Linked DNA regions of Homo sapiens: region 1 is linked to region 2. A link is a contact called in ENCODE Hi-C or POLR2A ChIA-PET data. All regions are on one chromosome and are shown on one strand. Each heading gives the region's core, a stretch centred on a gene start or an enhancer-like site at or near the end of the contact. The rest is flanking DNA. Distances are from core to core; before and after follow the strand shown.

The links. Hi-C counts contacts between places; a loop is a spot of excess contacts on that map. ChIA-PET counts read pairs that join two places held with the same protein, here RNA polymerase II (POLR2A). Pooled maps may share reads with other maps.
Region 1: a map of MCF 10A shows a loop between it and region 2 (8-fold over the local background). The contact joins two enhancer-like sites. A Hi-C loop is called at or near these places in 43 of 168 maps with a recorded cell type or tissue (CD4-positive, alpha-beta T cell, CD4-positive, alpha-beta memory T cell, CD8-positive, alpha-beta T cell and 26 more), 23 of 37 single-sample maps with no recorded cell type and 42 of 50 pooled maps. POLR2A ChIA-PET finds 5 or more read pairs at or near these places in 8 of 52 experiments (CD4-positive, alpha-beta T cell, HEK293T, MCF 10A and 5 more).

What each region holds. Positions count from the first base shown.
Region 1 is chr5:126,536,777-126,542,036 of GRCh38, forward strand. It overlaps ALDH7A1 (aldehyde dehydrogenase 7 family member A1), which reads right to left. Exons shown (of 18, transcript NM_001182.5): 18 at 5,065-5,260. Among named protein-coding and RNA genes, the nearest start is that of ALDH7A1, 56 kb to the right of the region's middle. Within about 2 kb of position 2,500, at least 6 of the 41 ENCODE cell types and tissues checked have a DNase peak (open chromatin) inside an H3K27ac peak, as active enhancers do.
Region 2 is chr5:126,491,450-126,496,764 of GRCh38, forward strand. It overlaps GRAMD2B (GRAM domain containing 2B), which reads left to right. Exons shown (of 14, transcript NM_023927.4): 14 at 1,466-2,915. The coding sequence ends at 1,507. Among named protein-coding and RNA genes, the nearest start is that of GRAMD2B, 71 kb to the left of the region's middle. RefSeq lists an enhancer at 1,293-1,848. Within about 2 kb of position 1,787, at least 3 of the 41 ENCODE cell types and tissues checked have a DNase peak (open chromatin) inside an H3K27ac peak, as active enhancers do.

The DNA.
Region 1 (5,260 bases), core at 1,250-3,749, 46 kb after region 2:
AGGAACGCTGTGGTGTTGGATAGGATTCGGAAGTTTTATGTAAACTCACACTTGTCCATATAAACAGATTTATAAATAAATGTAGATGTAAATGTCTGCCAGCTGCAAGGGCCTGGGAGCAGTGACATGCCCACATCAACAGGCATCCCTACACTAGACTCTGGCTTATAAACATGATGCTTTACCAAAAAAGACCTGGGATCCTTGAAGAAACGGCTGATTCTAGGGCTTGGGCAGGAAAAGTACAAACTGAACCTGGAACATCTTGTGCCAAAAAGAAAGGAAGTGCTCAGAGAAGGACAGGAACGTGTTGAAAGGACAGTGAAGCCAGCTTGAAGGGAGTCCTGCTGGCCAAATCAGGGATATAAAAATTTAGTTCGAGCATCAAAGTAAGTAATGTAATAAATGGATTATAACTCATTGGATAAAATAGAAAAATTTAAGTACATACAAATATAAATAAGTGAATCAATGGAAAGTTTGATGGAGAGCAGGACAGGTTCATAGTTTCAAAGTATCTCCCCTCACAAAGACCTATTAATTTACAAAGGGTAAAAGAGATGTTTCACAGGGGAGAACGCTGGCAGACACCACCTTAATCAAGAATCAAAGTTAATATCATTGGTATGGGCAAACGGAAATGACATCACACACTGCCTGGTAGGATGCAGGTGAGAATACGGTGTTTCTCTGTGAGTGTAGGGCTTAAGATGCACAACCTGAATTACATTATGAGGAAACGTCAAGTCGAGGGATGATCTATGAAATAAGTGGCGTGTAATTTCAAAAGCATGAAAGTCAAGAGAAGACTAAAAGAGACTAAAGAGATATGACAACATACAAGGGGCAAAAGTTGAACGGGATCTGAGGATTAGATATTAGTAACACGTTGATAGGATTCGGCTATGTGTCTCCACCCGAATCTTACATATTGTGATCCCCATTGTTGGAGGTGGAGCCTGGTGGAAGCTGATTGGATCATATGGGTGGTTTCTAATGGTTTAGCGCCATCCCCATAGTGCTGTCTTGTGATAGAGTTCTCAAGAGACCTGGTGGTTTAAAAGTGTGTAGCGCGGCCGGGCGCGGTGGCTCACGCCTGTAATCCCAGCACTTTGGGAGGCCAAGGTGGGTGGATCACGAGGTCAGAGATCCAGACCATCGTGGCTAACACGGTGAAACCTCGTCTCTACTAAAAGTACAAAAAAATTAGCCGGGCATGGTGGCACGCGTCTGTAGTCCCAGCTACTTGGGAAGCTGAGGCAGGACAATGGCGTGAACCCGGGAGGGGAGGCGGAGCTTGCAGTGAGCAGAGATCGCACCACTGAGCGGAGATCACGCCACTGGACTCCATCCTGGAGGACAGAGCGAGACTCCGTCTCAAAAAAAAAAAAAAAAAAAAAAAGTGTGTAGCTCTTCCCCCCTCACTTTCTTCCTCCGGCTCCGACCACGTGAAGACCATGCCTGCTTCCCTTCGCCTTCCGCCATGATAAGTTTCGTGAGGCCTCCCCAGCCACACCTCCCGTACAGCCTGTGGAACTGTGAGTCAATTAAACCTCTTTTCTCATAAATTACTCAGTCTCAGGTAGTTCTTTATAGCACTGTGAGAACAGACTAATACACACATCAATCCTAATTTTCTGATTTTGATGGTTGTAATGTAGTTATGCAGGAAAATGTCCTTGTCTGTGGGAAATATACACTAAAGCATTTGGGAGTAACAGGGCATCAGATCAACAACATTCTCAAATAATTTAGGGGGAAAAGTTCTATGTACTTGCAACTTTTCTTTAAGTTACGATTATGTCACAATAAAAGACACTGCAAAAAAAAGGAAAAGTCAACAATTAAGAGTCAGACAGGGAAGGTGAGCAAATAAGAACTCTGCTATTTCAGGGACACTATTCACATTCACAAGAATACTATGAGGCCAGGCTACTTGGATTCAAATCTCAGCCCCATCATTTATCAGCTGTGTGACTTGGGGAAAGTTACTCAACCTCTCTGTGCCTCAGTTTCCAAATCAATAAAGTGAAGATCATAATAGTATCTATTTCCTAGGGTTATGAGAATTCCATGGGTTTATATTTGCCAAGTGCTTTTAAAAGTGCCTGGAACACAGTAAGCATCATTTAAGTGTAAATAAAACGAATGACCCATGGAGTTATTCAAAATGGAATAACCTCACACATATGCTCACTGCAGGGAAAGAAGAATGGATGGAAAATTTTTTTAAAAAAAGTTTTGTTTTGTTAGGACAGGGTCTCACTATGTTGCCTAGGCTTGTCTCAAATTTCTGGGCTCAAGCAACCCTCCCTCCTCAGCCTCCCCAAATGTTGGGATTACAGGGATAAGCCATTACGTCCAGCCACATTTTTAACTTAAAAGATACAAACCTGCAATTATAGGCAGTAGGAAAGGCAAGTTACCAATGGTGCTGGAAAGTAAAGCAGCTCATAAATGTGGGGCATTGTCTGTTGACTGCAAAAACTTTTCCATGGTGACCTCCTGGATACAAAGTCAACACAACTCACTTCCCTGCTAAACAGATGATTGCTTTGACCAACAGTGACACCTACAGGTCAACACTGTAAAGACAATTCAATTATATCTGAATGTGGGCCAGATTTCTATAACCCTGGAATTGCCAGGCTGTAAGGATTCTCAACAAGCAAATAGCAAACATTGAGTAGTTGTTGGATCTATATTTCTATTTTCAAACCTAATCTACCTTAGGAAGTAACTGGTCTCTGCAGTAATTTATGCATAAGATGGGGAATCCCATTCACCGTAACAACTGAGCCGGGCACGGTGGCTCACACCTGTAATCCCAGCACTTTGGGAGGCCAAGGCAGCCTGGCCAACATGGCAAAACACTGTCTCTACTAAAAATACAAAAATTAGCCAGGCATGGTGGTGCGCACCTGTAATCCCAGCTACTCCAGAAGCTGAGGTATGAGAATCACTTGAACCCGGGAGGCAGAGGTTGCAGTCAGCTGAGATAGCACCACTGCACTCCAGACTGGGCAACAGAGACTTAAAAAAAAAAATCCGAAATCATAAAATATATAGGAATAAACACAAAAGTTGTTAAGACGTTGCATGAAATAAACTGCAGAATTTTGCTAGGAACCATAAAAATTTGATCAAAATACGTATCATTGATGTTTTTAAGATCTAAGTATTATATATTAGTTCTTCCTAACTTATAAATTTGAGTCCAATAAAAATCCCAAAGAAATTTTTTAAAAACCTGGAAAATGTTTCTAAATTTTATTTAGGAAAATAATTAAAATATTAAAAGCTGAAAACGAATGTGGAAAACATCTTAATAACAGTACCCAACATTTATTGAGCCCTTATCATGAACTTACCAGGCACTGTTAACTTTTATAATTTTACGCTTTAATCCTAACAATTGTATGGGACAGATATTATCAGCATCCTCATACAGTGGAAATAGATTATTTAAGCTTAGCAGCATCTGTGTTTCTTACCTAGGATAACAACTCTCATTTCTTTTAGGGGAATTATCTGTCCTTGATTTCAGCATTAGGACTATTAATCCAGGTGCTTTGCTCTCCCCTTGCCAAGGGGCAGGTAAATTACCTTAAAGGTAAATGATCCATGCTAGGCAAATTGCTTGGTCCTTTCCTGCAGTTTTAATTTTGAGAAACAAAAAGCCTAAAAACAGTTGAAGTTCACTCATTCTAGCAGTGGCGTTTCCACAAGACAGTTGATTTTTACCTGTTACCTAGCTAGGTCCCTAGAGGTAAGGAGACAAACTCAGAAAATAGCAACAGAATTCCATCTCCACTTGCAGACTAAAGAATAAAAAAAAGGAGTCATGTTAGTAGAATCTACAGAGCCACAGCAGAGGGGCCATCTAACAGGAGATGTAGACACAGAAAAAGGAATAAGCTTTCCAGCGAGATGTCTCTAGAGAAGGATCTCCTTCATGCCTCTCCAGAAAACATGAGAAGCTCCTGGTGACGAACCAATTCCTTCTTCATGGATGTGAAATGACCAGGATGCTATCAAGTCACCATGCTCTTTCGTCATGCCCAAAGTTGTGTGTGTTGGCTGTTCCACTGTCCTATCAGCCTACAGAAGGACAAGCAAAGCTTACAGAAGAATGTTCCTTAGGAGGAAGCAGCAACCGTGATCAGGATGAATGAGAAATCATCCCAATAAACACGCTTTGTGTACATTTTCCTTAAAAAAAAAAAAAAAAAAAAAGACAGTAACTACCACAGACTGGCAGGGAAGGAGTGGGAAAATTAATACTCTGACATTTTTTTTTCTGCTCTGATTTTCTACCACTGGCCAAACACAATCAGAAGCCAGAGGATAAAGCAAGCCCAGATGAAGTGGACCGTAGAGATCAGTCCCTAAGGACACACTGCAGGAGAATGTCAGAGAGTGGTTCTGGAGAGGCAAATTGGATCTGGGCTTTCCAAAACAGACCATGTTTGCTAAAGCCATAATTGGTTTCCGCAGCTTGCCACAAAGAAACCGAACTGATACAACCCACGTTACAGACAAGAAAATGAAGTTCAAAGAGATTAGGTTACTTTTTGCAGGTCACATGGCTAATATATGTAGAACTCTAAAACAATTTAAGTAGAAGAAATTTAAAAGATCACAGAATCAAATGTTATTTTCCCTGGAGTTAGTAACTGCCCTTTTTATTGCTTAATTTGCTTTGTATGTTTTTTTCTCTTATTGTAAAATACAACATAAAACTCACCATTTTAACCATTTTAAAATGAGCAATTGAGTAGCATTTAGTATATTTGTAGAGTTGTGCAATGACCACCACTATCTAACAGAATCCTATAGAGCCACAGCAGAGGCGACACCTGACAGGAGATGTAGTCGCAGAAAAGGGAATAAGCTTGCCCTTCCGTCTGCACAGGGAAATGGCATTCTATTTATCTATATACACACACACATATACCAATTACTGAATCAGGATACACAGCTAAAAACAGATCCTGTTATATGTAAGAATGCAGTGTACTATAAAAGAGGTATCAGTGTGAAAAGGACAACCCAATTGTCTAATTGGAGTTGAGGAATTATTTTTATTTTTAAAAGGGAAATTAACGTAGACAAATCGTAACATGTACCCCAAATCCAAATGGATTAAAGACAAAAATGTCAATAAAACATTTGTGGACCTTTCCAATAGAAAAAAAAAAAGAGCAAACTCTAACTGCCTACAACATTTTAAATCTAGAATCCTATATTCAATCAATAT
Region 2 (5,315 bases), core at 537-3,036:
CTTACTACCCACATAACTCATCCTGCTACTTCAGCTCCCTGGCCCTTGGTTTCATGTGTAAAGCCTGTCTTTGTGTGGTGTTGTATGGCTCAGGAGCAGGCATGCCTTTGCTGGCACTTACATATCAGATCCCCTTCCTCCTCACTCACCTGAGAACACCCATAGGACATCACAGACTGTTCCTCTAAAAAACAATATGTTCTTTCTTTTCGTCTGCAAGGTTTCTACTCCCATCACAGGGCTGGTTGTTGAGAATTCCTTGCTCTGAATTCTTTTTTTTTTCCTTCTTTGTTTTTTTTCCCAAGACAGAGTCTTGCTCTGTCACCCAGGCTGGAGTGCAGTGCCGCAATCTTGGCTCACTGCAACCCCCACCTTCCAGGTTCAAGCAATTCTCCTGCCTCAGCCTCCCAAGTAGCTGGGATTACAGGCATCTGCCACCACACCCAGCTAATTTGTATATTTTTTAGTAGAGACAGAGTTTCACCATGTTGGCCAGGCTGGTCTGGAACTCCTGACCTCGTGATCTGCCCACTTCATCCTCCCAAAGTGCTGGGATTACAGGCACAAGCCACAGCACCCGGCTTCTATGAATTCTTACAAGTTCCTTTATTCAACGGTCATTTACTGAGAACATTTTTGATGTCCAACATCGGACCCGTCTTAAGATCCAAACATCTGACGTGGTTGGTCTCTGTCCCTGTGAAATCCACAACCTTCTTGGAAATGTTAAATAATAATATCTAATTGGAGTAACAGGAGTGTTAAACATTATTATGTGGGATTTTTCTGATTAAAACCATCAAATGGGTTGTGTAAAGACCAATTTCCCATTGTCTTCTAATGCATTTGGGTCACACTGGTGTTGCCAGTTCCTTGTTCTTTTTCTTCCATCTCATTTATCTCAGTCTCTACTGACATTTTCATCTTTCTGCCATTCTCTCTTTTTTTTTTTTTAAGCCCTGTATTTCCTCATTTTAAAGTGGATTGTCAGCTGGACATGGTGGCTCACACCTGTAATCTCAACACTTTGGGAGGCTGAGACAGGAGGATCACTTGAGCCCAGGAGTTCTAGATCAGCCTGAGAAACATGATGAAACTCCATGTATACAAAAAGTGCAAAAATTAGCCAGGCATGATGGTGCACGCCTGAAGTCCCAGCTACTTGGGAGGCTGAGGTGGGAGGATCACTTGAGCCCAGGAAGTCAGGGCTGCAGTGAACCATGATCACGTCACTGCATTCCAGCCTGGGTGACAGAGCGAGACCCTTTCTTTTTCCCAAAGAAAAAGTGGATTGTCAGAGTTCTAGTCTATGAAAAAGCATCTATTTGCCTCACCTAAATTTAACCCTTTTGTAGCTTTTTATTCAAAGTGGAATAATATAGAATGCTATATAGACTATAACAAATATGCCCTTAATATACTCCATTCTATTTAATAATAGGAACTTCTTTTCTTTTATTTCAAGATACAAAATAACTTACAGAAGTTGCTTGAGAATGGTGACTGATCGACCAGATTGCTTGGGCCATCGGAATACCTCATGTTTCCCTTTGAAGAAGGTGCTTCCTGAGGCGTTTTGTTTGAGTGCACCCTGCTGGTCAGAGGTGCAAGCAGATGAGAATCCAGACATTGCATGTGGAGGTCTCCAGCTCAGGAAAGTGAGGAGGGAAATAATTTTGGTTCTTGTGCAATAAAAGTTGACCTTGACTCTCTGAGGAAGATTTTGCTGCTTTTGCCTGAAGAAAACAGACCCATCTCTGGAGGTCTCAGGAAGGGCCCAGCGAACACACTCTCTTGGATAATTACCACGATGGCGTCAGCAAACACTCCACCCTGTGCCTTTTTAGTCCTTCCCGCCCTCCTGCCTCTCCCTTACACCCCTCTTAACGACTTTCAAACTAAAGGATACATCATATACTGACAAACTCAATGTGGTCCTTTCAAGAATTAGCCATGAGTCTCAAAAAGGCAATAAATGGCTCTAAGTGGACAGGTTTGCTTCAAACAAGTAACATCTACATTTTGTCTTTTTTTTTTCAGTTCTCCTGTTATGTTCTGGTTGAAATCACCTGTGTGTCTTAATTTCTCAATTCCTTTTTGGCAAGAATATCAAGCAAGGTGAATTTAACATTATGTTTATGTTTTGTTTTGTTGCTGTAACTAATAGTTAATTGGACTGATTCTTACCCAGCCCTGGTCAAGAATCTGTGAGGCATGTGACTGAAGTACTAAATTAAACTTATTTTGAAACCAAACCTAATTTTTAAGCCAAAAGGTGTAATAGTGATTTAATACAGGATGAAAAACACTGAATTTTTAAGACTGTAGGTGGACTATGTTAGTAGTTTTCAAGCAGGATGTCTGTATTCAGCATTCAATAATGCTAAAATCCCTTTCAGCATGAAATTTGTATGTTTTTATCCTTTGCTGACTAAAATAAAATAACTGGTGGTTTGCTAACTATTTACCATATGGGTTGGCTGGTTTTTATTAATAATTGTTTAGGGTATCATAAGATCTGTAAGTACAAAGGATATTCTGTTTCTATCTGCAATGCATTTGATAATCATTTCTATGAAATGTATTTTATTTAATCAGATAAGCTAATAAGCGAATTGGTTACATCGTTTGTATCTGTTGGCCTAGTGGACAGCTGTGCCTGGTGCACCTCTGGCTTTTAATAAATACTCATTGGTTGAAACACCCTGCTAACACTGTGTTTTGTCAGTTCGTAAATTCCTTTAACCAAGACTTAACTATGCTTTTTAACTCTTTTTCCACCTGCCATCTACTACTACCAACTCACTTATACTTCCTTCCTCCCAAGTAATCATTTCAAAACTAAAAAAGGATTTAAGTTCTTGGGTTACAACGGTTTAAAGGAAAGAAAATGAACTTTGAAGTCAAAAAAAAAAGAAAAAAAAAAAAGACAATGCTTCATTCCTCAGTCCACATTTATGAGTTATGTGACCTTTAGCAAAATATTTGGCCATATCCCCCCATTTTATTGATGAGGTTGAAAGTACCAGTAAAAAGTATCAGTGTGAGGATTAAATGTGATAATGTCAGCCAGGTGCAGTGGCTCATGCCTATAATCCCAGCATTCTCGGAGGCCAAGGCAGGAGGACTGCTTGAGCTCAGGAGGTTGTGATCAGCCTGGACAACGCAGCAAGATCCCATTTCTACTAAAAATAAAAATAAATTAGCCAGGTGTGGTGATGCATGCCTATAGTCCCAGCTACTCAGGAGAATTGCTGAAGTCTGGGAGACTGAGGCTGCAGTGAGCCACGATCACACCATTGCACCCTAGCCTGAGTGACAAAGCAAGACCTTGTCTCAGTCAATCAATCAGTCAATGTGATGATGTCTCTAAAGCACATAGCCATGTCAGGCAAGTAGTATGCTTTCATAACAGCTACAATAGTCATTATTTTAAAAAATATTTTTGCACACCTGTAGTACCAGCTACTTGGGAGGCCGAGGCAGGAGAATCACTTGAACCCAGGAGGTGGAGGTTGCAGTGAGCCCAGATCATGCCACTGCCGCTCCAGCCTGGGCGACAGAGCGAGACTCTGTCTCAAAAAAAAAAAAAATTTATGTCTGACATTACAGTTTTATTAAAGTTCAGTGTCAGCACTTTCTATTCAAAACCCATTAGTGATTCAAGAGTGGGTCAGCCACCTCTGGAGAACAACTTTATAACCATATCAAGAGCTTTAAAAAGCCTCAGATTTCACTCAGTTTTAGTAATCTGCCATCTAGGAATTTATCCTAAAGCAACAATCAGAAGTATAGTAAAGTTTATATACAAGAATATTCTTTGAAACCTCTGACAGCAAAATATTAGAGAGTCTAAATATTCAATAGAAGAACAGTTAAATGATGCAGTTATTTAAAATTGCATTGTCAAAGAAAGGCATAGAAAATATCGAAAATTGCATTAAAAGACATAAAACTATAGGGTATGATCCCAACTTTAAGAAGAAAACCCTCAATGTGTGTGTGTATATATATATATATATATATTTATATGTATATGCATACATACATACACACAGAAGCCCACACACCTTTTCTGTATCCTACAGGTTTTGTATAATGAAGTCGTTACCTTTTTTTAATCAGATAAGTTAATTTACAAGATTAGGTGGCTCTCTGCAAGGAATCAGAACTCACAACTCCCACCCCCCACAACATGGCTGCTAGTTCTTTAACTGAAACTTTATTTTCCATCAACCACTACAGTTGACTCATCCAGAGCGAAAGACAGCTCCACCATTCCTAGGTTTAGTTATTGTTTCTTTGCGGATACTATTGTTTGTTTGGTTTTCCTTTACTAGCTTCCAAGTGAAAATCTGGTGCAGCTAGATCCGAATGGTGAAATCCAGGTTATAAGCCTGCATACTAACTACAAAGCGAGGGAAAGCAAGCATCTGGGATTTTTACGCCTCTACCAACTAGGTTATAAATGGGAATTCTAACATGGGGTTTCAGATGCTGAATGGCCAAAGTAATAGCAAATGTCCACAATATATTTGGCCCTTCAAAACGTGTAATCTTAAAAAGATTATCAGTTGTAATACTATTTCTATGCACTCTAATATTTTATAATATAATTAAATACATACTATTTTGGTGAATAGAAATTACCAATCTTCCATAAGCTGGAAATGCTATTATTATTATTGTTGCCCTCTCAAACTTTGTAAACATTTAAGATACCTTCCTATATATACTCCACAATACTCCAAAGCATTTCCCAGGTATTCATTTATGCAATTCCTTGAAACCAACCAAGATACTTTTTTTTTTTTTTCAGATAGGGTCTCACTCTATCATCGCCCAGGCTGGAGTACAGTGGCGCAATCTCGGCTCACTGGAACCTCTACCTCCCAACCTATCCTCTCGCCTCAGCCTCCCAAGTAGCTGGGACTACAGGTGCACACCACCACACCCAGCTAATTTTTTGTATTTTTAGTAGAGACAGGTTTTTCCATGTTGCCCAGGCTGGTGTTGAACTCCTGGGCTCAAACAATCCACCTACAAATGTGAGCCACCTCGCCCAGCCCAGAGACATTTTTTAAATGCCTTTTCCTTGCCTTACACAATTTCATAAATTCATGGAGTCAGGCCAAAACAAAAATTCTGACTTAAATATGAGTTATCTTTTATGCTATTTTGATTTGTATATCCTAACAATAGTAAAATTCAGGTGATGCTTTCTTATTTTTTTGTTTCTGGTGATCTAAAGGATATGGACACTAATGCATTATGGATAGCTCAGGTGATTTTACTCTCAAGCATTTTTTTAAGTC